6 separate regions of the Mus musculus genome follow, and regions 1, 2, 3, 4 and 5 are each linked to region 6. A link is a loop called in an ENCODE intact Hi-C map of the cell type or tissue named here. Cell type or tissue: left cerebral cortex. All regions are shown on one strand.

Region 1 (5,000 bases), 350 kb before region 6:
TCTTCCAGCTAACTATAACTCAACCAATATTGTGTGTGTGTGTGCGTGTGTATGTGTTGACTTCCAGTTGCAAGAAAAAAAAGAAAAAAAAAGAAAGAAAGAAAAGAAGAGAAGAGAAGAGAAGAGAAGAGAAAAGAAAAAAATGTACATTCTATCCTTAAATAGTGGCCAGTCTAGTTTTTAAAACCCATGTGATATCCTGTCTTTTTGAGACCTACAGGAACAGAAGTCATGGCCTCTTAAGTTAGTATCTTCAAAGAATGCCTAGATGTTTGCCCTCTAGTTGCCTAAATTTTAGCAAGCTTTAAAAAACATCAGTGAATTCAGCTCTCAACAGACTCTCTGTTTTGTGAATTTTTGGTGTTCTAAATGAAATAAATCATTTGTAAATCTTCAAACAGCATCAATGCAGTTTAGAGAGCTACACAGTAAACCTGTAGATTCATACACAAGTGGAGTGGTCAGTTTTTATTGTTAACCTGTTCCAACCTAGAGTCCCCTTAGGAGAGAGAACCTTAGCTGAAGAACTTCCTCAACCCCGCTGGCATGTGGCCATGTCTGTGAGCCATTGCATTGATTGATGGTGGGTGGACAGGGCAGGGCTGTTCCTAGGTAGTGATGCTGAGCTGTGTCAGAAGGGCTAACAGAGCATGAACCACTGACCTAAAGATCCAGGAGCATTTCTCCACGGCTTCTGCTGCAATTCCTGCTTCAGTCCATGCTCTGACTCCCCTCAGTGATAGGTTGTAGGCTAAAACCAACCTGTCCCTCCACAAATTGCACTTGTCAGAGAGCAAACTAGAACAAAAGGATATCATGGCACAATAAATTCCATTTAAGTCTAAACAGCACTTAAGGCCGCTTGATTCTATTTATCCATCCAAATGTCCAATGAATATTTGGGGGAGCTCAATCTATGTCAGTTAGCATTTCAGGTATTGAAACTGTTGTGGTGAACAAGCCTCCAATCTGTGTTCGGCCTACAGTACAGGGAGAGGGTGACACCAGTGAATGGAATTTTTTATACTAACTGTAGCAAGCAAGCACTGCAGGGAGAAAGATCTCAGCTCTGTCATCTTGGGCTTAAGACTTACGAAAAAAAGTTTCAAGAATTTATGAAGATGTATAAAAATCAACCATAAAATGGCTTTAATCTCACACAAAACATAAAAACAAATTACTCCTTGAGAAGTATTGGGATCCCCTTTTACCAAACTGGTACATCTGTAATGGCAGCGTTCCTGGTGAGGTAACTGAAGAGCAAGAAAATGCCCGCGGGAAGAATGATCGCCCTAGGTTTCCAAGCAGCCGAACTCTGTGCTTCAAGTCGGTATTTCTCTAACTTACCCGCTGATCGTCCCTCTGCTCCTTCTGTCTCCTTTGACCATCCAAACTAACGCATTAACCTGTCCACTAAAATCCTCCTGAGGTAGAAAACATTGGCGGGATTTCCAGTCTTAAAGAATTATTTATGTACTCCTAATGAAAGCCACAGTGGGCAGGCTAAGCCACAGGAAAGGCAACACTGACTGGCTTCCCTGACTTTCCTTCTGATGAAGGAGCAACTGTGACATTTGTAGCCTGCTCTGTCTGAGCCACAGTTTTATGTATTTCATCACAGACATTAGAGAAAGGTAGGAACGTGCCTTTTCCTAATTAGGAAATTCGTTTTCAGGCAGGAAGTTTGAACTTAAGTTTTTGCCACTTTCAAACTTTATGTCTCTCTTGCTAAGCATCGGTAGGTCAGATATTTCTTCTTCCATATGTATGTGACTTTGGGAAATATTTTGCTAAGTCCTCTTGGAAGCATGTCATTCTCTACCTGGAGCTCTCCAGCCTTTGTTTAGAATGTAATATAATCATGATGTCTCAGCCATATTTTATTCATTCCTACACTTCCTAACAAATTTCCATTTCCTTGTGTGTGTCTGCATGTCTGTATGTGCACTACATGTATGTAGTTGCCTATGGCAGCCAGAAGAGGGCACCAGATTCCCCTGGAACTTGAATTAGAAGGCATTGTGAGGTGCATGGTGTTGAAAGCTAAACCCAAGTCCTCTGCAAGACCAGCAAGTTCTCTTATGTGCTGGGCCATCTCTCCAGCCTCCCCATCGTTTTAACTCATAATGATTAAATACATAAAAGGCACTGAGTGTACAATACTGAACAATGAGGAAGATTTCCCAGTAAGGAGTCCTGACACACCAACAGTTGAAATACACTAAAGGCAGAGGAAAAAAAAAAAAACCAGTCATGCCAAAGACCCACGAAATGAGTAACCTCTGCAAGGAAAGAGGAGAGAGTCGGCCCTGCAAAGGCAGAGCTAGCCAAATGCTCACAGACTCCTGAGCTAAGAAATAAAGTATACATTCATCTGCCTGAAATTCAGAAGTACCCATGAGACTGAGTCCTGGGAGAGATATATTGTAGGAAGAATCGATGTTGGTCCCTCCTGGGCCTCACACATAAAACACATTGAACAAACCTGTGCAAGCCCTACCCTTTTCCCTGGGCAACACAGCTGCCCAGGATTAGGGCACCTCCCTAAAGAGGAGGCAGGGGTTGGCAGGGCCACTAGACCTCTGAAGAAGGAATGGAAGAAACATGTGTGGAGGCTCTATGTGTGCTTCCTCTTTCCAGTGCAGCCTTCCTTATACAGCAGCTGAAGGGAGGTCGCTAATGGAAAACTGCACTCAGTTCCTACTTGCAGTCCTGTGAAGCAGTTGGCCCATGGTAATACTTGGGTACAACCTCTCCTGTGAGAAGAGAAAGCAGGGTTCCAGAAGCTGTTCTTCCTGGCCGCTGAGCAAGGGGTGCTCTCAGCCCTCTGAAGCCCGTAGGTCTGGGGGAGGGTTTCGCTGCTCATCGCCAGGCCTGGAAGGGATATTCTCAGATGCCTTCCCATAATGATCTCTCTCTTCCTCACATGGGGGCTGGGAGTGTGGAGGGACGAATCTTGGGCACTAACGTTAGATTTTGTTGACATGTGAAGCAATTTTGGCAAACCTAATGAGCCTTGTGGTTGTGATTTATATCTAGTCAGGGAGAGATGACATCTGGATGTCTGATTTATTCACTAGCAAAATGCTGGCTGAACCTAAAATAAGAAAATAGAGATTTATGTAACAGATTGCAGCGCCTTAATTTAAGAATGACTAGGAAACCAGCAGACACTCCCCAGCCCTGCTCTGCCCGGAATCACATGCTTCCAAGTGAATATCGCCTTTCTTAAGGGACAAAGTCACATGGAGAATAGGGGCACTATTTCTCCAAAGTCCAACACCGTACCTGAATCTTTTCAAGATGATGGGACTGTAATCCAGATAAATCTTGGCATTCAATTACACATTGGCTGCTTTTTTTTTCCCCTTTGCAAAGGGCTCTTGAAAAATCTAGCAGAGAGCTGCTCCCGTTTATTTTAATTCTACTTGGAAGTCCACAATCTGCTTCATAGTGGTCTCCTCGCCAAGAGAATCGGAAAACTCTTGGGACCTGAAGAGGAAGGATTCCTGTCCTGTCTACTAAGAAATGTTAAGTCAATGTCACAATTGTCACCTCTTCAGAGCCGTGAGGTTTGTTTGTTGTTTTGTACTGGACTATGTTCTTCTAAGCATCAAAATGCAACCTCTCGATTCTGGTCCTGATGGTTCTCTAGACTCCTGCCTGGCTTGCCACTTGCTCTTCTTGTCTTGCCTACACTGAGTCATGTTGCAGTTTCCCTTCTGGCTCCCAGCCTTACACTAACTCTGGAACACTCAGAGCTGATAGGCCAGCCCTGCTAGGGAGACAGAGGACTCCCTGGCCTGCATGAGACGTGCTCATCTCATTCTGACTCCTCCTTGCTGCCTGGCTCTCCTGTTCTCTGGCCCAACTCTCCTTCCTGTGATCTGACCAGGTTCTAGGCGAGGCAGTAGCATAGGAAGGATCCATTCATATCTCCATCTGTGTTCAGCAGGACAGAAAGGTAAGAGTCCCATCCCAGACCCACAATTCAGGGTGTGTTCATACCTACCCTTTTTCCTTTAGAGGAAACTAAAGCTCTTGCTATTCTTTCTTTCTTCCTTCAGGTTCCCTAAGAATGAAGAGATGGTATTAAAGAACCCTTCTTGAAGAAATCACCATTTGGCCCATCAGGTCTCCTTTGATGTCTATATTTGAAAGGTGGCATTGTTGTTAATACTCGGGGAATGCATTCCCCATCTCTAACTGAACTAGCCCTAGTGAAACCCCTAGGGCTCTTCCCTTGCTTCGGGGACACTTTACCTTCTATGGAGACCTCTAGCAAGAACCACAAAGACCATGATGGCGCCTATTCTTTTATGGCCTACACTCCAGTTAGTGCAGACCTTAGGGTGAATTGCAACCTACGTCGCCTCTTGACCCTCCTCTTGAGTTGAGGTCTTCATCCAGGAAAAGCCTGCTGTCTTGCTGATCTCCTTATTCCCTGGCATGGCCAGAGCCCTCTGTCCCTTCACGGAGAGCAGCCAAACCAGGATGAAGACCGTGCACTTGGTCTCACAGAGAAACAACTTTTGCTTCTCTTTCATGGGAAAGAAATTAACAAATTATTTTCTCCATACAGACCCTCAGTTTCAGCCCCTGTTCTTAAAGCAGAGATGGTATTTACAGCTAATGAAACCACAAGAAAGAGAACTCCTTTTGTAGGGAGCTGGCACCTTTTGGTTTCCTTTCTATAACCCACATGCTCCACAGATAAGGTGAAATGGATGTGTAGCCCCACAGACAGTCTAAAATGAAACAAGGGGCATTTCCTAGAAGCTGCAGGGGAAGCATGTTGGAGCATATGGAGCGGAGTAGACATGCACATCCCCACGCTCTCTGTGGAGAGGAGAACTGTGACTGTGTGTACCATGGGAAAGAAGATGACACCCTCCATCAGCAAGGCAGCTAATTTGGTCTTGAAAAGAGCAATGATTTGGGTACAAAGCAATCATGTTCAACTGCATAAGTTGGATTCTGTGTGCTGTGTTCCCGGTTAG
Region 2 (5,000 bases), 93 kb after region 6:
TGGAACATGGTAGTCCCAATATTGCTGAGTGTTTTCTCTCTTTGTTCAGATATCAGCTCAACAGTTGAAACAGACTTAGAGTAACAGTTGTTCAACATGGATGGTCTGGAGGCTGGTAGCCCATGTTTTCTCATGAGGCTCTAGAGCCAGCTCTCTCATCTGGCTGCTGTTGGATCCTCTAAGTTTTATCATCATCTTTGTACAAGCCATTTGTAGGGAGCATGTGAAAGAAGAAAGCATCCCAAGTTGCACATCACCTTTGCTCACCAGAGTTGCCTGGTTCCACAGATACGACACAGTAGGGGAGTCAAAGAAGTAGCATTCTTAAGTGCCAGTAGTTGTACCTTTTAGAGGAAAGGGAATAAGAGCCACTGTGGGGCGGTGACAGACTTTGACACATACTTCCTTCCCACTCCTTGATGAAGGTGCTAATAAAAAAGTTCCAGAACACATGAAGTAGAAAAGGGAAGGAAAGAAGCCACGGAGACAAAATAGATTAAATGGGGAACATGTTATTGATTTAAGCAGGGTACTGGGGAAAAAGCTATTCTTTCTTATTTTATGTATATTTGAAACATTCTGCAATAGAAGTTAAAGAAATTCTGGATCTAAAAAATAAAAACAATCTTTGGCTGTGCTTCGGTGTTCACTGACCTCGTATGAACTCCATTGAAGTCCTTCCTAAAGTTTTCAGGGCGTTGTTCTTCTGAGTGAATATTTGTGCTCATCGATTTTATTTTTATAGAAAGAACTTGTTAACAGTTTGCTTTTGGGTTAATTAAATAAAACCTTCCTGATTTCTCCGTGTAGTAATAAAGGGGATGCCAGGTGAGTTTGATGAGGCCCCTTTCGGTGAATAGAATCTAGAATAGACGATAAGACATTCCCTCAAACCTCACTGAAGAAAAATAGACTAGAAGGCCTGTGTTAGATCACATCACACTGAAAAGATCAACAAAAGATTCTTGGATAGGATGTTCTAAACCGTGATGGAAAAGTAAGCTTTTGACCGATGCAGGTGGTTCAGAGAAAAGTCTGGGTAGAGACCACCAAGAGAGAGGCTCCTGGCCAAAGATCATGAGCAGGCCTCTTGCCGACAGCCAACACAGGCACGGGGATTTTATTATGAGTACCTAGAAGTCTCATTTAAAAACAAGACAGTAAATAAGGAAGAGGCTTTGCAAGACTGATGCTTGTACAGGGACTTGTAGCTGTGAGAGTCTGTTGATGAAACAAACATCTCTCACAGTGTTGGGATGTACAGGCTGATGTGGGTGGTGGATGGCTGAAGCTGATAGCCGAAGCTGGAGGCAGATGAGTTTGCTGCTAACGAGACTGGGGGGAAGATTGCTTTGAAAGCCAGGTTTGTTAGCAAATGGGAGTCCTGATGACTGCATCACAATGGAAATGATGTAATGATTTCAGTTGACATTAACGATGGTGTGAGTCATGGGTATAAGAATCTCTCTACTCTCCTCCCCTGCCCCTGCTCACACTCACACACTGAGTTCTCAGTACTATATTTGTGGGTATGTAGGTGTGTCCATGGAGACCAGAGGAGGATGTCACATGTCCCCCCTCCATCTCTTTTTACCTTATTCCTTTGAGGCAGGAATATAGCACTGATTTGGAGGTTGGGGGTGGGGACAGCAAGAGAGCTAGACTCACAACCATCCAGCAGCTCTCTTTACCAGGACTGAGGGGCAGAACTCTCAGGGACTGCCATGCTAAGTGCTGCTGTGCTATTCAGTATTTCCTACATCTCTTGACTCTGTGCAATTTTTAAAAACTTAATTGGCTCTTCCACAACAGTGTCTCTGGTTTTCTTCTAGAGACTACTCTAATTTCCTTGTAGGTCCCTCCTCCATAGAATACTCACAGGACCAAGGCTAGGCTCCAACCCAGTTTCCTAGCAGTCATGCACACACACACACACACATGCACGCACTCCTGCACACACACATAGGCACCACACTGCACACTTCCACTTTCTTAAAATATTTGAAGCATGAACTCACTTGGGTTGTAACTCACCATGTTACTCAAGATGGCCTCATACAACAGTCACCCTGCTTGGGCTACCACCTCCTCCCCTCTGAGCTGGGAATGTAAGTATGAGTCGCAATGATCCATTGGATTACTCAAGGACATTTTATATGCAACATCCAAAATTGAAACATGGACCCTTGTGCCCTTCCCAAACCTGCTGTCTGTCTCAGTAAATACCATCACCATCTCCTTTGCTACTCAAGCCATCAGAGAGAATCATTAGTTTACAAAGATTGAAACTCCATTCTACAACCCCACTGGGATGCCCTGAGCAAAAGCTATGGCTTTAGTAATGTTATTTGCCCAGAATGTTCCTTAATATAACTGAGTTGTATATATAGTCCCGAAAAATAGGAATTTCTGATGTAACTTCACTGTAGCCCAGCAGTTGGATACAGGCACCCATGACCTGTTCCTTCAAAGGTGAAGCTGGCTATGAACTACCAGCTGTAAAAGAAAGTTGTGGGCTACTTATGGTGAATAAGCAACCACATGTGGCAATAGCACCAATTCCAGTGGGCCACAGAAATCCGTGAAATGTGGATGTTCTTCTTGTCTAGAAATTAGAAATCTGTTGCAGCTGTCTGGTGAGGAATGGGAGGTCATTTTCTTCCAATTCCGTCAGGACAGAAGGGGAATGCAGTTAAAGCCCCTCCCCTCCCCCACATCACATGAGGCTGTTTTCTTGGGAAAGACAATGATTTAGAGAAATAGAAAGTTCTTTTACCACATTGGGAGCTAGCAAGGTATTGTAAATGTAGTTAGTGATGTCCCTACCCCTTTCCTACATCTTCTTCCACATCAAACCTAACTGCTGATGCCTGGATCTTCCCGTGCACCAGGGCACTGTCCGAGTGAGCTCACCGAAGTCCTAAGAAGCCCTGAGTTAATTATGTCGCCATAATCGAGAACTGAGGCCTGAGAAGCTGGTGATTGGCCCACGCAAGAAGCTAATGCAAAGCCAGGCTCCAAATTCAGCCTATGGCACTCGTAATGCTGTGTTGCAGAGAAACAACCTCTGAGTGTCTTCATTACCTTGCTGAGGTTGTGTTGTTGATGTAAGATGTACCACCAATATAATTTAGTAGCAGTTTTTAGTAGAGTTCTGGGAATAAAATAAGTACTCCCAAATCAGTGTAGTTAGACCGGGTTTCTCTTCCAAAACTCTAACCACTGTTTTGGGCTCTTTTCTTCTTGATAGTTCCCTTTTATCTCATGTCCAGAAGGCTTTTAGCTCAAGGTACAAGCTACTCGCAGAAAATGGGTAAATTCTTGGTTATCGTCTTCTGAAATCAGGTCTTACAACTCAAGAGATTGGAGAGTTGGGGTTTTGTTTTGTGTGCCTTTTAATAATAAGACAATTTTTCGAAAGGCAAACAGACACTCTTTCCCTGTGGAGGACAGCCTTTCAGTCCCATCAGCAGAAGATTTCGGGAGAAGAAAATATGACGTTGGACAGCCTTCCTGTCCCGGGGTTGACCAGTTAGACCTTGGCAGAGGAATCTCTTGTTTAGATGCTTTGGGCCCTCCTCTCCTTCACTTCTACTTCTGGGTCTATGAAGATTGGAGGGTGGAGTACCAGGATGGCTGAGGTGGTTGGTGGCTAGCCTCCTGGGCTCTCAAATGCTAAATCCAATAACATGGCCGCAGGCTTCCCAAATTTCATCAGAAAGGAAGACCCAGAACACAGCTGACTCATTTCCCCAGCAGTCTATACACAGCCTCACTGACACATTTCTGCTATTACGCCTGCCTCCACCTTTACGAACATCAGAATTGTCAGGGAAATCCCATGGTACAGGGGATCTGGATCTTGAATTCTGGAACATTCTCAGGAAGGAAGCAAACATGAAACAACATTCAACAGCAGAGTGTTTAGGATGGGTTGAGGATAGAAAGATCTGGATTCACGGTTTCCCCAGAGATTGTCCTGGGAGGGGAACAGAGGGCCTACGTGTCCTGGTAAGAGTACGCCATCAACAGATTTAATGAGGTTCCCTGTGCCAAGTAATGTCACCAGGGAGAGCAGTGTGGGTAGAAGTCCGACAAGGATGAGCAGGAGCAAGAGAGCCAAGGGCAATGATGGACCCGTAAGTGCTCCCCCACTGTGCCATGGTGCATGTGTCCCTTCTTAGGACTTAGATCCTAATATTCCATGAGGGGGCAGGGGAAGGAAAGCAGAAGTGGGAATTGGGAAGAGGGAGGGGAACTAGAGTGTCAAGTTGACTGTGCTTAAGTTAGAATTTAACAGAAATAGTGAACAATTGGATTTCATTTCCTGCCTGTAGTTTTAGAGGCAAAGTGGCCGAAGATCACATAGTTACACAACAAGCCTTTCAATGACACAGCCAGACAGCCTGGCTTTTATATGCATACTCTACACGGTCAAGCTGTGCTATACCATTCTCGACTCAACTCTGCTCCACTCACGTTTCCCACAATCAAGCGGAATGGCTCAAGACCTAAGTTAAATTACGTTACGTGTGCAACGTAGTCTCTCCATCTGTCCCACTGCTACATTATCCATATCTTACTCCACTATGGCAAATACTTCCAAATTTCCCCATGAATGTCACCAGAATGAAGGGAAACTTGAAGAGGGGGTGGTGTACACATGCATGTATGTGGAGGGGCTGGTGGTGGGCTCTGTTGTCCAGCATATGTGAAACCAGAGGCAAATGTTGGGGTGCTTTCTCTGGCTGTTCCTCCATACTGTTTTTCAGACAGACTCTCTTTCTGAACCTGGCACTTGCTGTTTTGGCTAGACTAGCTAGCCGATGAGTCACAGAGATTGGCCTCTTCTCTCTCCTGGTGCTGGAGTTATAGATGGGTACCTCTGAGTCTGGCTTTGACTTGGTACTAGGGATCTGAACTCAGGTCCTCGTGTTTCTTCAGCAAGCATTTAGCCATTGAACCATCTCTCTACCCTGAGTAGAACTTTATAAGAGACA
Region 3 (5,000 bases), 520 kb before region 6:
CAATACAAAGCACCAATTAGCTATCTTAGGAGTTCTACTGCTGTGAAGAGACACCAGGACCAAGGCAATTCGTATAAAGGAAAACATTTAATTGGGGCTGTCTTACAGTTTCACCAGTTTAGTCCATTATCATCATGGCAGGAAGCATGGAGGTGTGTAGACAGACATGGGGCTGGAGAAAGAGCTGAGAGGTCTACATCTTGGTCTGAAGGCAACAGGAAAAGACAGAGAGCCACTAGGCCTGACTTGATCATCCTCACAACCCAGCTCAGTGATATACTTCCTCCAACAAGGCCATACCCACTCTAACAAGGCCACACCCACTCTAACAAGGCCACACCCACTCTAAATACTGCCACTCCCTATGAGCCTACGGGGACTACTTTTATTCAAAGCTCCCTTGCTCTGCTCTCAGCTTTTCAAAGATGGGAGCAGACAATGTCCAGGTAGATGCTCTGCCTAACCTTGCATGCTTCTACCGGAGGCTGAGGGCAGTGAAGGTGTGTCTGTTACCGTGCTAAGTACACTCCAGCAGCTAAAGGAAGCTCCTTCCACCACCACCCACCATAGTTTTCAAATACATAATAATGCTTTGGGTCTATGGCTGTACATGAACTATGCTCAGCTCTCCAAGACTTAGTCCCATCACTCTTTACTTAATAGTAGTGTTTATAGAGGTAATTATCCCTAAACAAAACAATAAATACACTAGAGATTTCAGTGTAAGCCCTCGGAGTCCCTATACAAATACAAGGAAGCTTCAGGTCTTTGCCAACCACGGTTGGTACAGTCTTGACCCACAGGAGGCAGAAACAGGAATTGCACAAGGTCAAAGGCTGCCTGAACTGTACAGTGAGAGCCAGCATCACAGAAAACCAAACGACGTAAAACCCTCCAGGGAGGGATTTCAACTGTGTGTCGCCCACTTGAGGTGACTTTTTAAACAAATGACAGACATTTGCAGATGAAGAGGAGAACTTAAACAGGGAAACTTTTCATGAGACTTGTCGTTATTCCCTTTTGCTATAGAAAGTTCAAGACAAGAGGCTCGGCAATATGTCACCCAGGCTTCCACGGCATGTTCCAGATGCAAGGTTGCCTTATTGGGCTCAGCTTTGCACATAGGACTTCTCCTAAGATTTTCACTTTGTCCTTTTTGTAGTCTACAGTTTCTGACACTAGCATGACCTTTCTCTCTTCCTTTCTTAACACCTGCTTAAGTCACACTGGCTGTCACTGTGTCCCCCTCCCTGCCTATATGTCTGCCTCATTTCCTGGCATTCCCTCACACCCCGTGTGACCTTTGCTTTCATCACATTGTCATGTCCTTAGTGTCTAAAATTATTGAAAAAACCTCATTTACCCATGTACACTCTCTACTCTACCATTCTATAAATAGCATATGATTTGATAGTCTTGTCTTAGGATAATAAAAACAGTAATAATATGTCCAGCACAAAACAACTTCTGTAACTTGGAATACAGCCCTTGGTAAGGATGATCAAAACCCTATCTTCCATTTGAGTGCTGCAAAAAAACCAAAAGCCCTGCACTTCACGCCAAGTGCTTATGCTAGTGTTATAGTTAAGTAGTTCTCAACCTATAGGCAGTGAACCCCTTTGAAGGTCGAATGACCATTTCATAAGGGTCGCTTAAGACCATTAGAAAACAGATATTTGCATTATGATTCACAAGAGTCATAAAATTACAATTATGAAGTAGCAACACAAATAGTTCTATGGTTGGGAGGGTCACCACAACATGAGGACGTGTGTTAAAGTGTCACAGCCTTAGGAAGGTTGAGAACCACTGGTCTAGGATAGCCTTCATCTCCAACGGTTTGGTTTAACCACAGTGGCAAAGTCCCTTCTTCAGTGGTACTTTGCCCCAGAAACGACAGCGGATAAAATCCGGAGAAGCCTCGCTTGTCAGCAACCTGTCTTCCAATCCTTAATCAATGGGAAACGTCTGGTAGAGAAGATATTGCTTTAAAAGGACAGCAGTCTAGATAGCTAGAGACACCTGGGTTTGTTTCTTCAAAGGTTTGGGGAGCTCACTGTGAAACACGGACTGCATCCTTCCATTCCTGCCATGGCTATATGAGTCCACTGGGTGACGCCCTGCTCCCTCCTTCAGCTCCTTCAGCCTGAAGGCAAACCATCTAAAGACCAGGCACTCTCTGGATGGTTGGGCTGTCTCTGGTGAGGGCACGGACCTTGTCATTTCTCACGGAATAGTAAGAGGATTTCTTTTATAAGACAATGAAATGATACTATCCCTCACTTTGATTCTCTAAGTACTGTTAAAGTAATACTATAACAAACAGGATTCATCACCTCAAGGATATCAATTTCAGGCAGGCGACTGTAAATATTTACATCACCAGCAGATGGCACTGTCCTATTAACAATAGACTAACAGCCCTAGACCACAGCGTTCTGCATCAATCCTGCAAGGTTGGTGATGCTAGATACTGCACTGCTCAGCTCTTGCGTGGGGTCAGCCTTGAAATCTTTGATCAAACAGCCGAAATGTTTGCTCCGTGCTTTTGGTGAACGCGCATGGTAAATGAAGAAAAGAGAAATGTCCAACCTTCTCTTTAAATTTCATTTTGCCCTTCCCTACTTGCTTAAAATCACATTTCTGAGAGAAAATGTTGTACTGAAAGGAAGAGAAACAAAATACGGCTAAAACTCCTTTCTTTTTCCTTTTCTTTTTTTAAATTGAAATAGATTCTTATCTCATACAATAGATCCCAACAAAACAGTTTCCCCTCCCTTCACCCATCAAGGACCTACTCCCTTTCTTGATCCCTTCAGAAAAGACCAGGCCTCTAAGAGACAATGACCAAATATAACAAAACAAACTACCTCAGACAAGGCAAAAGGCCTCACAGTGAGGCTGAACAAAGCAACCCAATAGGAAGGTCCCAAAAGTAAGCAAAAACGTCAAGAGATACACCTGCTCCCACAGTTAGGGGTCTCATAAAAACAAGCTAACAGCTCCATCGCATACACAGAGGATCTGGTGCAGAGCCACACAGGCCCCAAGCTTGCCACTTCAGTCTCTCTGAGCCCTGCTTAGCTGATTCTGTGGACCACATTCTCCTGGTGTCCTGAATTCAGACCCTCTGACTCTTACAATCTTGCCTCTACTTCTTCCACTGGCTTCCCTGAGCTCTGAGGGGTGGGACATGATGGAGACCCCCAATTTAGATTCTCTCTCCACATACTGTGTCTGCATCCACTCCCACCCGCTGCCAGTGGATGCCTCTCTCATGATGCCTAGAAACGGCATAGACCTATGAGCACAGCAGAATCTTAAAAGGAAACATTTCTTGAGTTTTGTTTCTTTTCGTTTTATTGTTTATTTTTATTTCGTTTGGTTTTGGTTTTGGTTTTGGCAAGTCAAGTTGGGTTCTACCCTAGGTCTCTGGACTATCCAGTCTCCAATTCCTGACCAGTGTCCTTCACGGGGACCCTCTAGTGGAGTGGGCCTCAAACTAAATCAGACGTTAGATGGCCACTCCCAGGAGTTCTGGGCCACCCTTGCTCCAGCACATTTTGCAGGCAGGACAGATTATAGGTCAAAGGTTTTCCGGTTGGGTTGGTGTCCATATTTCTCTTTCAGTAACCTGAAGAGTACCCTCCCACAACAAAGAGACTAGAAAGTCAGGGAGAAGGTTCCATGGAGGAACCAGCTCGACCGCTCCGTGTTCACTGAGCTGTGTGAATGTTCAGTGCTGCTGTTGTGCTCAGCACTGGGGCCCTGCTGTCAGTTTGCAGAGAGCAGCCCTCTGTTTGTGCATCAGCCTCAGTTGTTTGGGAGTCTCCCTGGGACCCCCTCAGCCAACAACTAAGCCAAATGCAACCTGGTCCTGCCATAGTTTTTTATTTTGTTGGGTTTGTTTGTCTGTCTGTTTGTCTTTCAATGTGCTTTTATTTGGTTGCAGTTTGCTGGGGGTTTTGTTGTTGTTGCTGTTTGTTTTGGTTTGGTTTAGTTTTTCTTTTCTTTTCTTTTTTTTTTTTTTGGTGCTGTTTTATTTTGTTTGCTTGGTTGGGGGATTGTTTATTGTATTTTAGTTGAGAAAGAATTGAAAGTTGGGTGGATAGAGGGGGATGATATGGAAAAACTTGGGCGAGGGGAAGAATATAATCCAAAGACATATTTAAATTTAAATTTTGTTTTAAATAATAAAATATATAATAAATTTAAAATGTTTTTGATGATGTTGGAAATTGAGACCAGGGGCTTGGTAGAGGCTAGGTAAGCACTCACTACCACCTCCAATTAAATGATCTCCATTTAGTATTGATTTAGAAATAAGGTTCTCTTAAGTTATTCAGAATGGTTTCAAATCCACCATATAGGCCAGGCTGTCCTCAGAATTGCAGTCCCATTTCTTCAGTCTCCCAAGTAGCTGGAATTACATGTCCTTGCCACCAAAGTACCTTTGGCTTTGATTGTTCTATTCTAGCTCTATATGAGACTTTTTTGGGAAAAATAGATGAACAAATTAGCACTATGCTTGTGTGTGTGTTTGTGTGTTTGTGTGTGTGTGTGTGTGTGTGTGTTTAGTCTTTGCTTCTAGTTCCTGGTAATCATTTCTAAACTAATTATAAAATCATTGCACACTGTCCTGGATAACAGTAGTCTGGGAGCACCTTTTGTTATAACATTTGGCATTAGTCTTCATTTCCTGGCACAAGAGCTTCAAAGACTCTGGGATCTCTGCAGTGGGGATTGGAGTCTCTTCTCCTATGGTAATGAGCTGACTGGAGGCTCAATGCCTCTAGGTAGCTTCAGGCCATAGAATGGTTGGTTGCCAGATGACCCAACCATGGCATCAGAGGTTTGGCATCTTCGGCTCTGTCCATACCCTCAATTTCTGAGAAGGGAAAGGGGCTGGAGATTAATTCAGGGGTCAATGCCTAGTTAATTCATCATGCCTATATAATGGAACCTACATAAAAATTCTCCAAAGAAGGGGTGTAGGTACT
Region 4 (5,000 bases), 330 kb before region 6:
CAGCCCTGAAATCGTGTGCACACAACGTTCAATAAATATAGCAGGTTGTATTTCTGTGTGTGTGTGTGTGTGTGTGTGTGTGTGTGTGTGTGTGTGTGTGTGTGTAACAATAATAATCAAAGAGAAAGAGGTCACAAATATGAGAGGGAGAGGACATGGGAAAGATTGGAAGGAGGAAAGGAAAAAAATAATGCAATTATATTTTAACTAAATTTTTATTTTAAAAATTGTTTAAAAAATATAGATTCCCGGAGGCATGAGCGCCTCTTCGTGGTTTTGAAAGCTAACCTGGGGAAGAGGAGTTTGGTACCTTACCAGCTGTGACTTCAGAGGGCAAACAACAAGGAGAAATTTTGTATTTGGTAGAAAGAAAAGGTCCTACTAATAGAACTATTTAGAAGTTAAATATGCTTATATGACATTTAAAAGTGGTGCTGTAGAAAAAGTAATTGACAAATGAAGATCACTCTAACGTTAAATTATACTCAATATGCATTTTCAAAATGTAAGTGTTTGTACTTTTGCTCTCAACACATGAGCAGATTCTAGAAGATGCAGGAACATCATCCCAACTGTCAGTGGGGCTTGACTCAGGGACAGTGGTAAAGAGAGTCCCAATTTCAATTTTACACTTCTACGCTTGGCTTCTAAAATTATAACAGTGAAGGCAAATTATTTTTCTAACAATAGAAAATGCTTTACAACAAGAGATGGTTGTACTCTTGACTGGAGATACTTAAGTAAAGTTGCTGGTAACTCACAGAGATGCCAAAGGAGGAGGTTATAGAAAGGCAGGTACTATGACTATTCTATAGGTACTAACTCCCTCAACTGATACTTCTGATGGTCAAGACAATAATCTGGTAATTAAAATAACTATAGTTTGTTAGCAGACTCAGAAATCATCTGCTCTGCCTATGAGTGCCAATATTGACAATGCTGTAGATAGTAAATGCAATGCTGGTGGGATTGCAAGCTGGTACAACCACTCTGGAAATCAGTTTGGTGGTTCCTCAGAAAATTTGACATATTATTTATTACCTGAGGACCCAGGAATACCACTCCTGGGTATATTCCCAGAAGATGCTCCATCATGAAATAAGGACACAAGCTCCACTATGTTCATAGCAACCTTATTTATAATATCCAGAAGCTGGAAAGAACCCAGATGTCCCTCAACAAATGAATGGATACAGAAAATGTGGTCCATTTACACAATGGAGTACTACTCAGCTATTAAAAAGAATGAATTTATGAAATTCCTAGGCAAATGGATGGACCTGGAGGGCATCATCCTGAGTGAGGTAGCCCAATCACAAAAGAACTCACATGATATGTACTCACTACATGGGCAAACAAGAGATGCAAGTTTAGAACAGCCAGTTCACTCAGTGCTACAGGAAACAGCCTGCATCAGCATCTTCCTCAGTCAGGCTTCACACTCACACACTTGGTCTCTGGTCTGGGACACACACTCATCCTCTGAATTTTCACCCTGTGATCCACACTCATCTCCTCGATGTCTGGCTTATGACACACATTCACTAGATATCTGGCCTGTGGGATAGCCTCCTCCACTTGGTCTGTGAAACGCATGTATCCACTGGATGTCTGGCCTGTAATACACACTCACTGGGCATTTGACCTGTGATACACACTCATCCCTTGAGTGTCTGGCCTATCCCTCAGCACCACAGCCCATTTCTCATGGTAGAGCTCACAGTAAGCATCTTTCACAATAAAATGACCCATCACAATGAAGATTTAAAAAAAAGAAAAAGAAAAAGAAAAAGATTTTCAAATCTCTCTTGACATAACTTTATCTTGAGTTGAAATTTTCACCTTTAGTTTTCCAAAGTATGTAATACTTTTTCTTTAATAGTGTGTGCTGTTTCCGTAACACTTTGGTTTGTTCTTTCTCTGCTTGGGAAGTCTGGATGGTCTCACACAGAGTGTTTATGATGTGAACTTCAGTAGAAGTCAAAAGAAGAAGAACCCTTGGCCTTAAGGAGGCTCTTGGGTAAAAGGTCCAAGGCCAAAGAATATTTATCATGAATGTTACAAGATGCCAAGTTCTCCCTAGTTATGATAGGGAGAGTCCCTTTATGATGCCCCAAGACCATCCCAACCCTTTGTCCTCTGCCCCCTCAGATTCAAAGTTCACTCTTTACAAGGAGATCAGACATACTTCTGAGACAAAGCCTACAGCAGAAAGCTGCCCACTCACTTTACAGAGATCTCCTATATGGCCTGCACTGTGAGGGACTCAGAGAAGGAACAAAATGGTACAAAAGCTCATTTGCCTGCAAATAATAGATGAAAAAAAACTACCCAAATAATCTTAAGGTAATATATGGCTGGCGATGAGCCACTCACTGCTACAAGCAGTAAATTCTGCTGGTAAATTCTTCTTGGGTTCTGAAAACTTAGCTAGCAACCTGAAAGTTCTTGAAATGAAATGAATTCGGGGAACCACTGTACAGTGGCTGAGGACTCCTGGAAGGGTTGGCGGAGCCACAAAGGCCCTGCATGAGGGGAGCCACCGCCATGCATGATAGAGGAAAGAGTCATCCATGGACCAGCATCCTCTACCTCCCTTGAGACTGTAATAAAGACACAGAGGTGGAGGGCCCATGCAGAAACAATCAAAAATCTATACGTTCACCAGGTCCCCTGATGATGGCAGGCATGCTTTTTAAGTCTGATATACTCTGATTTACCCAATGACAGCTCTGCCTCCTTTTTTACAGCTTGGCCCTGAGCATATCAAGGCAATTCCCTTCTTAAACAAGTGTAGCCTGAAACTCTCACAGTTGCTAATCTAATCCATTCCTCAACTTTAATCTATTTTTAATTTATCTCTCCTCTAAGTCTCTCATTCATCAAAGAGGGTAATTAAGAATGGACAGATTTTCAGTATTAACCCTGTGACCCAGGAAATATTAAGCATCCCACACTAGGGGGCGCAGGAAGACAAAAATTTGGGATCATCTAGGCTAGGTCATCTCCAGAAGAAATTTCCCAATGGCATTGCTTGGAAGAATTGAGAGTTATTAGAGATTATCTTTATCCTCATGAGCCAGGTGGCCCCCAGAAATTTGCCTCTTTTTTCGTGCTCCACCCTAAGACATTGCCTGAGACAGGCATTCAAGTGACCCACAGGTCACAGGGAAGGAAGAATCATGGCTTTTGTCCAAAGTCATACCCTCTTAACATGTGCTTCATATTGAGTCAGGTTGTACAGCTTAGAATCTTTGACGCACAATGTTCTTTCTTTAGATTTCCGAATTTCCAACATTTCAGATGGCCTCTTCTTTAAAAAAAAAACTATTAAAAAACAAAAACAAACAAACAAAAATAAACAAACAATAAACCCGTATGGCTGTGTGCATGAGGGTGAAGAATCCAGAGATGACACTGGCAGTTATGGCTAAGTTAACTAGACAGATTCATGTTTCCATCCTGTAAGATTCCTCCTCTCTCCTGGGAAACCCAGTCCTCCTGTATGCTTGTGCTTCACCTGGTGGCTGGGAAGGCTAATTTACCAAATCCCCAATGTCTTAATGTTTGTCACATGCAAAGTAATCACACACACACACACACACACACACACACACACACACACACAAACAAACACTACTGCCACATCTGGACAGGGACTTACAAACTAGTTTTTGAAGTCACTGTGAGATCTTCAGCATTGCAACAGGCTTCGGACACCTAGACGTTTTGATCTCAATGAGGGCCTTTTAAAAAAAATCACTGTGAGTGAATTTATTCCTCTTCAGGCTCTACCCCCAAGTTTTAAAGTTTTGATTCCCGCATTGGTGTGAAATCCTGCACTTAAAACAAATTGGAGCCCACTCCAAAACAGAATTGAAATGATTTCAAAGAATGACAGAAAAACATTTCTTTTGGCAAGGGATGACAGGAAGCCAGAAGGGATGGAGAAGAAATGCAGTGGCGAGCGTAAGCAGTGAGAGCCCTTCTCCATATGCGCGGCCATCAAAAGAGTCTTGCAATCCCGTATGTCGTGTTTGCAGGACACAACTCTGTCTGTTTTGCTTTTTGATGACTCTTTCTAACTCAGCCCCTCCCTCCTGTCCTTGCTGCATCCCTCTCCACTCCTGTGATATTGAAAACTGCTTCTTATAAGGGAAAAAATGCAAGGGACCAATGTACAAGTGAGAAGGCCCAGGGGTAGGTACCATGTGCTGCCAGTCCCACAGGAATGTGGGTCACCATGACAGTGATTGGCACAAAGTACAGATTAGGTTTCTTTTGCCTAAAATTTGAAAGAAATAATTTCTTTGGGCTTCTTTTTGTAACAAATGTTGTGTGAACTATTTTATGGCGTGGTTCCATGGACCTAAAATGAGAGTGCCTGTCGTGCACACCAGCAGTGTTTCCCATTTCCACTGGCCTCCCACCAGAAATATATTCAACATCTATGGCTTTATTAATAGTATTATTACTAATTACCATGTGGGGTGTTCTTCCTGCATATATGTCTGTGTACAGCATATATACCTGGTACACACAGAGGTCAGAAGAGGCGTTTAGATTCCCTGGAACTGGAGTTACAGATGGTTGTGACTCACCAAGTAGATGCTGGGAATTGACCCTGGGTCCTCTGGCAAAGCAGTCAATACTCTTGACGTTGTTGATCCATCTCTCCACTCACTCCAGCATCTCTGGCTTTATTGTCATCAGACAGTATTAAAACCATTCATCCAGTGGGCTTCTCCTCTGCCATTCTTGCTTCAGTTCAGGGTGTAATCCATTGACACTGAACACACAAAGTAGGGGTCTGATAAGTTATTTTATGCTCTCTCTATATACAGACCCCACCATGCCCTTTACATCTGGGAGAACACTGGTGCTATTTGGCTCCTCCCTCAGTGCTGAGAAATGTTAAAGTTTTTATGAAAGGAAGACACTCCTTCCCAGTGAGCCAAGAACACAGTTTAGCTCTCTCACTTCTTTAGCAGTTTAAACTC
Region 5 (5,000 bases), 230 kb before region 6:
AAGGCCAGATACTTTCCTTCGGCATTAAAGGCCAGGATACCTTTCTCAAGTCGCCTAGAGGGCCTTCTCTTCTTATGCCTTCTCAGGCAGATTCCTGAAGGACAGAAGGAACACAAACGTTTTCCTTTTCATACAAACTTGTTGAACTCACAAAGATTTCAGCCACTGTAGGATCCCTAAGGTAGGAGTATCAAAAGTTTACCTGCTTCTCCACTTTCTTTTCATTCCTGCATCCAGTTGTGCATGACACGGTGTACAGAACTCAGGCTCCGACTTTAATTGCACATGGAAACATAACGCCAATTTATTTTTATCCAGCAAGCACAGATTTTAATTGGAAGAATTTGCTCACAGACTTAGCAGTCATGCCTTAGTAGCAAAGAACTCACAGGACGTGTGAATAATTATAAATATCACACATGGCGTGGCCTGGACAGCTTTACTAATTTGCAGACAAAAAAAAAAAAGTTACACAGGTGCTAAAACAGGTTGATGGATCCACCAACATAGAGGCTGTAAGGGGCACGGTACAGTGAGGCTCATGCTTTCCTGACCTAGCCTGATCCCAAGATAAATGTCAAGAACATCAAGGTTCACAGCTCTTTTCTTCAGGGGCAGGTAATGAAGATGGGGGGGAGGGGCTTGGCGAAGAAACAAGAAGAGCAGTGGCCAAGAGTCAAATGGAGAGTGAAATTCTGATTTCAATGTGAGTCAGCTGAAGAAGAAACTAAGCTGGCCCAGCATAATGGCTGAAAGGTCTGGGCTCGCTTCTGCCTGGGTTGACTAGGAGACCTTTGTTTAAGGTATCAAGAAAAGAGTAAGATAAAAGCTGTTTGACTGAAGGTTGGATGCTCTGTCCAGCCCATCAAGGACATACAAACTGAATATTCCAAAGATGGTCTGAGGGGACAGGAAAGAGGGGGGAGAGAGAGAGAGAGAGAGAGAGAGAGAGAGAGAGAGAGAGAGAGAGAGAGAGAGAAAAGCAAACTAACAGCATGTACCTGAATGTATGACGCTCCCACCTTCATGCACAGAAATTCCCAGCCATTAGTCCAGATACTTATTTTGAATAGAGTTTAACAAGATGAATCCTTCCAGTCAGACTTCATCAGGGCCACCCTTATCCATAAATAAATAAATAAATACATGTGCAGAAACCCCTTAACAGCATAGCAGTAAAATCTAGTGAGGCTATCTGCTTTCTAAGATGAATTAAATGCCAAGTGGACACCTGACAAGATGAGATGGGCCATAAGCAAAGGTGTAGCAGGTGGACTGGTAATGTCAGCAAATGCTCTAGAAGAGCCTAAGGGGCCGGAAGTACACGGTGCATCACCCTGGGCCACTTCTTCTAGCTGGTCTCTGCACAAGAGGACAGGCTGTGCTTCTTACAGAGAGCTAGGGAAGCAAGCTGGAAGAACATCTCCTTCTCAAGACGCTCCCTGCCCCGACATTCCAGCCACCCTCTGAGAACATCATGGTGAGGTGCCAGAAGTCCCTCCACCTAACACAGGAATCTTTCCACGGGCCTTGCTCTTCATCGACATGGAAGAGGGGAGTGGATAGGCCGTGAGAACCTTCTCTCCTCCAGGGCTTGCCAAGTAGAGCTGAGTTCTCCAGGAAGAGATCTTCCAAGGGTCTCCCGGGTGCAGCTTATTCAGAACACACCCCCCTAGGACTGTCCTTTATAACCAAAGCCTGAAGTTGAATTTGTCATAGAGCCTTTCCATACACAGTTCATTCCCCAATCCAGAAATCATATTTAGGTATATGAACACATACAAAATATTTGTTCTGTTCCATGACCTACGACAGTCTCTTCCAGAGAAGTTTATAGGAAAGAACCTACAAAGATAAGTAAGAGATAGGACGCGGCCTTGGGATGTATTCCCGGAGAAGACAGAAGTAAATTTAGTATTTCCTGAACACATATAATTTGGCAATATGCTTAACTTTTTAAATACATCACCTCATTTATTTTTCAAAATAATTCTGGAGTCAAATGGTATGTTCCCAAATTTCATGTAAGGTTTATAGTGGTTAAATAACGTTCTACGGTCACAGTGATTTTAAGGAGCTGGCATGGGAACCAGGTACACCCCACCACAAAGCCCCCGATCTTACTCTTCGTAAGCATTAGAGTTATTCACAGGGAGAGCGTGTGTATTTCTTGTAGTGGTAATCAAAGTTGGCTCAGCAAAGGACAGTGATGTTAAATACAGCCCTTGACAAGCTGACTCAGGAAGACTCTAAATGGCAGAGATTGGAGGGAAGAGCTACCCAGGTGGCAGAACAATACAGCACTAGCCAAGAGCTGGCAAGGGGTAGGTTGTAGGCAGAATCAGCTTGGCTAAGGCATCGGAACCATGGACTAGAAAGGTCAGCTAAGGCCAACGTCCCCTTCATGCTTTATTTAGCCAAATAAATCCTCAGTTTGTGTGCCTCAAGTACATTCTCCACTTTATTTGCACTGGGGCCCATCAGGGCACACGAAGCAAGATAAGCATGGTGCCTCATGTAGCCAGACTCTGGAAGAGGTCCTACGTATCATCCAAAGATAGTGACATGTCAAACTGTGCCTTGATGTAGTCCTAGAAATATCCCTGTACACTGAAATGACACAAACTAACTTTGCTTTTTACCATGGAGATACACAGAAGGAAAAGCCCACTTCAAATCTGTGGCTGGATACCCATCATCTAATAAGAAGGTCAGCATTGTAATCGTATATACCAAACAATAATGCTTTGGGTGTGCACATACGTTACAGAAGACTGATCGTAGCCATAACACAGTGTTGGGGATTACTGAAGGGATGTGGGTTCAAGTCAGGAGGGAGACTACACAACAGCCAGGATGTGTGCTAACTGGAAGGCAGCTGTGGTAAAGAACACCCATGCTGAGACCCTCCAATACAGTTCCTCATGCTGTGGTGACCATGAACCATAAAATTACGTTAGTTGCTAAATCATAACTGTAATTTTGCTAGTTATGAATCATAGTGTACATATTTGTGTTTTCTGATGGTCTTAGGTGACTCCTGTGAACGGGCCTTTCATCCCCAAAGGGGTTGTGACCCATAGGTTGAGACCTTCTGGGCTTGCACGAGGAGTAGTTCAGCAGTTAGGGCTGTGTACCACTCTTGCAGAAGACCTGGTTTCATTTCCCAGGTCCTATACTAGGAAGCTCACAACTGCCTATGACTCCAGATTCAAGGAAATTTAATGCATCTGACCCTCATAGGTAACACACACACACACACACACACACACACACACACACACACACTTTAAAATAATAAAAATAAATATATTCTAAGTAATATAAATGCTGACTAATTGCTCCAAGCCCAGAGGGTCAAGTTTTAGGAAAACTGATTGGAGTCGTTCAGGAAACTTCATCACATGTTGTTCCTTCAACCACAGGGCTTACCTAAAGATGAATCTCTGAACTCATCACTCTTCTCAAAATCTTTCAGTGATGCTCCATTCTCACAGAAGTTCCAAAACTCAGGTCTACCCCTGTTGATTCTTTAGTACTTACTGTACGGTTTCCTGCCCAATCAACCTAGTCTTCCATCTTCTACTCTAGCATCTGCAGCTATAGGAAAATGGTTAAGCATGGTGCTCAAGCACAAACAGTCTTTCCCACCCCTGTGCTTTGATACGAGCATGGGGCCCTGTTCATTTTCTTTTTCATGACCATCATGATCTATTACAAACAACATGAACATAAGAATTGGTGTATGTGCCAGACACACCCTTGAAACCTGGTGCATAATGAATGTTCTGTCTGTGTATGTTGCCTACGTGGCAGACGGAACGGATGACTATGATAGACGGATGGATGAGTGGTTGGGTGTGTAAGTCCGTCTGCTGTTAATAACTATTCCCCTGTCAATATGCCATCGCACATCTATCTTTTATTAGGAAACTCCATATTCTGTCTTCTTTTATGAATGCACAAATACAGTTTTCCCCTTTCTTATTAAGAATAAAAGGCTCAGGAAGGCTGAACTACCTTTGTGTAGCCCCTTTGTGTACCCCCTCTCAAAATCCAACACCTCACACAATACATGCTTAAAATATTTAAAGTAGTATGGTGCCTAACACAGTGGTTCCCAACCTTCCTAATGCTGAAGTCTTTTCCTACAGTTTCTCACATTGTGGCGAACCTCCAAACCATAAAATTTTCACTGTACTCTATAAGTGTAATTTTGTTACTGCTATAAATCATAATGTAAATATCTGTGTTTTACGATGGTCTTAGGTGACCTTGTGAAAGGGTCCTTTGATCCTCCCTCCAAATGGCTTGCAACTCACAGACTGAGATTCGCTGGCTTCCGTAATGCATTAAATGGCCATGGCTGAGGCTGTACCCATTGTCAAGGTTGGCTTCCCAAACCAAGTTCTCAGATTTAACAGTTGCCCTTTTGCCAGAGATAATGAAGGCCATTACTCTGTCTGCAAGACTCCACTCAGGCATCATCTCCTCTTGCTCTCTTCTGAGGACATTCCCATCTTCACACTGTACCCCAAGACCCTGGGCCTTCCCTCTCAATGCTGAACACACTTCCCAGCATTCAACTGCAGTTTCCTTGGTCATCTACAGGGGCACACGAGTCATCTTTCTTGTTCTTCAGCAACTTACTATCCCTAGAACGCTATTTGCCAAACACCTGCCTCTCAGTGGCAGGGGTCTAGTATTTTATTTTACAGAGACTTAGCCAACATTATGAATTTTATTATTATGTACCACATGCAATCACTGGGAATAAACAGAGATTCACTCTTAGTCTTGTAGGGGAACAGAACTTGTCCCACAGTCAGACAAACACATAGTGGAGGAACATCAGCTCTGTGGCTTACTTAAGCTATTATCTTAAAGGAACATCTTACCCTCTCTACATTGATTTCCTCATGCCTCCCTCTCCCTATGGGGTACCAATGCCTACACTACAGTGTATTGTGAGGATGAGAATTATGCAAACCAAGAGCCTG
Region 6 (5,000 bases):
AATCCAGTGTGGAATCATGTAGGTACAAATACATAATCTGTTTCATAGAAGGAACAGCATTTTGAGTGAAGTTTAAAGTCCATGCCATATTGTCCTTGATACATTGAAAATACAATTAATATTCAGGTTACTATCACCCCACAGAGAATACCTGTCAGTCATGACTAAGATGCTAAGACATGGACTAAAAAGCAAATGAGAGGGCTGGCTTAGTGATTAAGAGTACTGACTGCTCTTGCAGAGGATCCAAGTTCAATTCCCAGAACCCACATGGCAGCTCACAACTGTCCGTAACTCCAGTGCCAGGGGGCGCAATACCCTCAAAGACATAAATGCAAGCAAAACAGGAAATGAGAATTTAAAAAATATTTTATAAAGCAAAATGAAACCCATTGAACACGCTATGAAAATATGATCAAGAATCTCAAGAATCTGGGATTGACATTTTTAATGAAGCACAATTTCAGCCCAGGTTTATATAAAATGTTCCATTATTAAAAACACAAAATCATCTCACAAGAAGATAATCAATCAAGATAATGAAAGCAAGTCTGTTAAAATCGTCTCAAAACACCCCTCTGGGGATTGGCAGGGAGAGCAACAGAACTCTTGATGTCATAGTAATTATTCAAAAATTCTCCATAGTAAACTCTTAAATAGCTTCATAAAACAATACTTTATAATTATGGGAATGGGTAGAAATCTTGTGAACTACTTTCTCAAATGTAAAGTAGGAGGGTTGTATCAAACTTTGTAATATCACATCACTTTATAAAACTTCATTAGGCCCAAGTGAGAGGGCTTCAGTAAATTCATTTTTTCTTGTAATTATATGAACATTCATTAAGGACACACACACACACACACACACACACACACACACACACACACACGCAAATAGATCCTGTTTAAACATGAGTATGAACTCATAAATTCTGAGTGAAGAATGCTTTATGCTAGTAATATCATCTTGTGATTTCAGTTTCTTTCAGCATAATTATGTCAATTAAAAAGACCTAGTGGCTCTCTTCCCTAGTGGAGTGGAAAAAACTACGAGTCGGATTTGTTTGCTTCTCTTTACCTCTGAGACTATGCTTTCCCCTAGACCTTCCCACCACACCCTCTGACTCAGAGACTATTTGAATGGGACACCTGTTTTGAATGGATCCACAGGAAATACTCATGTGGTCTTCTCATAACCGGACCCTTTATCTGGTTGGTTGAAACATGATCATGATTTAAAAGAAAACAAAAACCCTACTCTGCCCACAGACTGTTGCAACTTCCCTGTGACAACATTTACTGGAAGGCTGAGGGAATCCAGTTTATATTTACTTTCCTCCCATTCAGCTCTGGTGCGGTAGTATAAGGGAGGTGGGTTGGGAAATGTCGAAGTGCAAAAGGAATTTTAACTCCGAAAGATTTGTATTAAATCACACATGCGTGGGTGAGGTTTACATCCTCCGGGTGGTTTGACTTTCAAATGGAATGCTGTCTCGTAGCAGTCATGGCAATCAGCACAGATTTCTATTTATAAAACTTGCCCTGGTCAGTAATTGCTAAAGTAGCTTGCCATCAAGCCTCATGACCTGAGTTCGATGGAGGGGACTCACACCTGAGCTGTCCTCTGGCCTCCACGTTTGTCCTGTGGTACATGCATATACCCACAAGACGTAATAAAAAGTTTAAAAAAGAATTTGTTCAAAGCTCGTGCATACTGATAAATTATTAAAGCCTTGTGAAATTTATAAGGGGCTTCACAGTCATAAATGCTCATTAACATTAAACCCTCAACTGAATCCTAAGTAATGGGTGTCACTGGAGGGGGACTGTGTGTGGCTTTACACGTTCTGACCCCATCTGGTGCCATGGCAGCCAGCACCAGCTGCCCGGGGATGCCGGGTCCGGACCGGTTCGGTCAGGTCCTTCCCGTCTGGAACCGTGGTTGCCCGAAAGGCGCTCCCACCTTGGAGGCCGGGGGGGGGGGGGGGGGGTGGACCTCGCGGACCGCCTAGGGGGCGCCCGGCCGGTACGACGAACGCCGCTGCAGAATGACGCAGATGACGCCAGAGATGACACCAGGCCGCCAGCTCGCGTAGGCTGCACTGCCGCCCCGCCCGCGCAGGTCTCCGGTGCGCTCGGCGCCGCCACTGTCCCCGGGGACGCGCCCCGCCTCCTGCGCTCCGCCCCTCGCCGCGCCGCGCCCCGGTTCCCACGGCGCCCGGCACCGCGGAGCAGCTCGCCTGCCCTCCCCACGAGCAGCCCGGCGGGGCCAGGCCGCGCGAACATGGCGCTTGTCCCCTGCCAGGTGCTGCGGGTAGCAATCCTGCTATCCTATTGCTCCATCCTGTGCAACTACAAGGCCATCGAAATGCCCTCGCATCAGACCTACGGAGGCAGCTGGAAGTTCCTGACCTTCATTGATCTGGTAAGGCCGTGGGCTGCACCCCCGTGTGCGTGCGTGCGTGTTTGTGCGTGTTTGTGCGTGTGTGCGTGTTTGTGCCTGTGTGTGTGTCACGGGAGCACCAACGCGTGCTGGCCACCAACAGCCACGCTGGGCTCCACTGAAGGCCTGGATGCCCTTCTCACCTTTACCTGGTAGGTAGAGGAGGAAAACATGGGAGTACAGCCAAACGGGCACAGGCCTGCTTCTAAGAAGTGACCAGGGAATAGGATTGTGCCACCAAAAGCATCTGTTGGCCCCGATCATGAGTGCCCTCAGATTAATTCTCCACCGAAGTGTTTTCCAGAACCACATGCAAAGGTAAACTTGCAGCACCCAAAGGAGACATGAGTATTGTCTGGTTCCATGGAGCATGGCTTAGAAACACACAAACACACCTCCTTCCGGAGGAGGGAAATCGCCCCATAGGAAAAAACCCTTGCACATGTTTTTCTGCCCACTGTCAACAATTTGTTTAAAACTCTTTCTAGAAACACTGAGAGAGCAGTTCACGGTGAGGCTCCACCTGGCAACTACTGAACTTCTAGTCGTTCACATTGAAAGCCTGCAGTTTGTGTAATCATCTGTTCTGTTGACACGTGATAATTTTAAAGAGGAGCAGACAACGATAATTATTTTTAAGTTTTTATACCTTGGGTACCGAAAGCACTCCTGTAGATAATCAGAGGGCACAATGCCTTGTAATGACTTGGGGTAGGTGTAGAGCTTTGAAAAGTCACCAAGACTAAGTCATAAATACATTCAAAGGTTATCAAACAAGGGTCGTGTATGGAAACACAAGCAATTAAAAGATCACGGAGAAAAACATACAATCAACTCCTGGAACGCAAAGACTCTGAGGTTATGCATAAGCTTGGTGCAATCACAAGGTTGGCACAAATTTTCTTGACCCTCCACTTTGACAAATTTGAACCTATTTGAATATCGTTCCGTCGGTGTAAGATGCCTAAAGAGATACAGGTAGATGTTTTCAAAAAACCTTCTATTTTCAATATATAAGATATACGCAACTTTTCCCACCTGCCTCTAGGCAAAGGGCTGCCTGGTGTTGCCTGCCTGAGTTGGGCTTTTCAACTTCTTATTGGAATTAACTTCCGTCTGAATATATGCATTCCCTACCAGCGTCTTTTTCCTCCTACTGTCTGCCCACCTGAAGAACACATGATAGGACTTTGCTCTCAGCTTCTTGTAGCTTTCATATAGATGGCTAACTCTGGGAGTACCTGCCTGGATGGGCTGATTGGCTAGTCAGTGGAGACTGGCTTTGCCAGATGTGTGGTACAGCAAGCAGATGTTCGCATATACAGAGTATACTCAATCTTCAGTAGCCCCAAGGCTCTGATAGTTATGCATAGAAAGCATTTAGGATGCTGACAAGTCACCAGGAATCTTCTTAAGAGTGAACTTAAATTAGTGATGCCCACATACTATTAAAAAAAATGTGAGCTGGGCGGTGGTGGCACACGCCTTTAATCCCAGCACTTGGGAGGCAGAGGCAGGTGGATTTCTGAGTTCGAGGCCAGTCTGGTCTACAGAGTGAGTTCCAGGACAGCCAGAGCTACACAGAGAAACCCTGTCTTGAAAAACCAATACCAAAACCAAAACCAAAACCAAAACCAAACAAAACAAAACCAAAATCCAACCAACCAAACAAACAAACAAAAAGTGCCTAGGCTTTCAGAACCCTTTGGGATGCAATGCGAGCAGAACTCCTTTTGTATCAAGGTCTTCTCTCATTCCTGAATCAGCTCTTCCCCTGAGCTGGTCATTTGAGTGTGACCGAAGATGGAGCCATAGCTTTTATGAACACCATTCCTCTGGGCCTTTGCCTTTCATGGTTCTTGTGGGGGAGGAGAAAGCAGGTCACTGGGTGAGAGGTCATCAGGAACTGGGGGTGTAGGTTAACTCAATGCTTTACATTGGCATTGGCTATTATGGATTAGAAAATGAGGATCACAAGAAACAATCTCCCCCCACTAGTCCTCATGTGACTTGAAACGGTAGTAGTCAGTTTGGCAGGCTGCCATGCCCTTTCTATTTTCGTATGCAATTGTTGGACCCATTTATAATAGCACTTAACTATACAGATTTTCTCCGGGTAGCCCAGTATTAAACTCAGGTTTGAAACTTCATTTCACTCTTACGTTTTAGCCCTCTGTTTATCTAGAGTCTTAATCCAGTCATTCAAACTTGTCACAGTCTGTGGCTCCTGGTTGAAATGGAATAATTACACTTAACTAGTAGTTCCTGAGAGAAACTACCTCTGAAGTATATTCCACAAATCATGCAGAGCCTTATTCTTCTATTAAAGGCTTAGAGTCCTTGGAGCACTGTACAGCTGTACAAACAGCCGATCTGTCAGACCCCTGTGAGGACCTGAAAAGAGAGCCCTAATGGAAGCTACCTGTATAACTTTACATTCCTCTGTGTTTTTAAATGGCAGTGAGTAAACTTTACCTACTCCTACTGGGCAATTTTGATGATTCTAAGCAGTTTTCAAAGAGGGCCTTTGCTTGTCACAATTTTTACAAGAAGG

What was found. A loop is a pair of places that touch in the nucleus more often than their neighbours do. Peaks named below come from ENCODE experiments on the same cell type or tissue, not always from the same donor. Only the 100,000 strongest peaks of a DNase experiment are listed, where the experiment ranks them.
Region 1: it touches region 6 in a loop (3.0-fold over the local background); 2 of 42 quality-filtered maps call a loop at or near these places.
Region 2: a loop joins it to region 6, with 2.0 times the contacts of the local background. A loop is called at or near these places in 2 of 42 quality-filtered maps.
Region 3: it touches region 6 in a loop (2.9-fold over the local background); 2 of 42 quality-filtered maps call a loop at or near these places.
Region 4: a loop joins it to region 6, with 3 times the contacts of the local background. A loop is called at or near these places in 5 of 42 quality-filtered maps.
Region 5: it touches region 6 in a loop (2.2-fold over the local background); 2 of 42 quality-filtered maps call a loop at or near these places.

The regions. Positions count from the first base shown.
Region 1 is chr10:14,214,451-14,219,450 of GRCm38, reverse strand. No RefSeq gene overlaps it. Among named protein-coding and RNA genes, the nearest start is that of Gm51759, 90 kb to the right of the region's middle. In left cerebral cortex, a CTCF peak has its summit at 1,972 (motif pointing right); DNase peaks (open chromatin) are centred at 3,059, 3,729 and 4,865; H3K27ac peaks cover 3,141 bases.
Region 2 is chr10:13,772,683-13,777,682 of GRCm38, reverse strand. All of the region lies in intron 3 of Aig1 (androgen-induced 1), which reads left to right. Among named protein-coding and RNA genes, the nearest start is that of Aig1, 94 kb to the left of the region's middle. In left cerebral cortex, no CTCF peak of the experiment used is centred here; DNase peaks (open chromatin) are centred at 390, 1,448 and 2,094.
Region 3 is chr10:14,388,584-14,393,583 of GRCm38, reverse strand. No RefSeq gene overlaps it. Among named protein-coding and RNA genes, the nearest start is that of Gm40603, 69 kb to the right of the region's middle. In left cerebral cortex, a CTCF peak has its summit at 2,154; DNase peaks (open chromatin) are centred at 2,153, 2,365 and 2,937; H3K27ac peaks cover 425 bases.
Region 4 is chr10:14,198,519-14,203,518 of GRCm38, reverse strand. No RefSeq gene overlaps it. Among named protein-coding and RNA genes, the nearest start is that of Gm51759, 74 kb to the right of the region's middle. In left cerebral cortex, a CTCF peak has its summit at 2,949 (motif pointing right); DNase peaks (open chromatin) are centred at 2,972 and 4,038; H3K27ac peaks cover 523 bases.
Region 5 is chr10:14,096,721-14,101,720 of GRCm38, reverse strand. The region is part of intron 2 of Hivep2 (human immunodeficiency virus type I enhancer binding protein 2); the gene reads right to left. Among named protein-coding and RNA genes, the nearest start is that of Gm51759, 28 kb to the left of the region's middle. In left cerebral cortex, no CTCF peak of the experiment used is centred here; a DNase peak (open chromatin) is centred at 2,280; H3K27ac peaks cover 775 bases.
Region 6 is chr10:13,866,046-13,871,045 of GRCm38, reverse strand. It overlaps Aig1 (androgen-induced 1), which reads left to right and starts at 2,089. Exons shown (of 6, transcript NM_001347362.1): 1 at 2,089-2,428. The coding sequence starts at 2,288. In left cerebral cortex, a CTCF peak has its summit at 2,049; DNase peaks (open chromatin) are centred at 1,429, 2,122, 2,481 and 2,898; H3K4me3 peaks cover 1,868 bases; H3K27ac peaks cover 1,689 bases.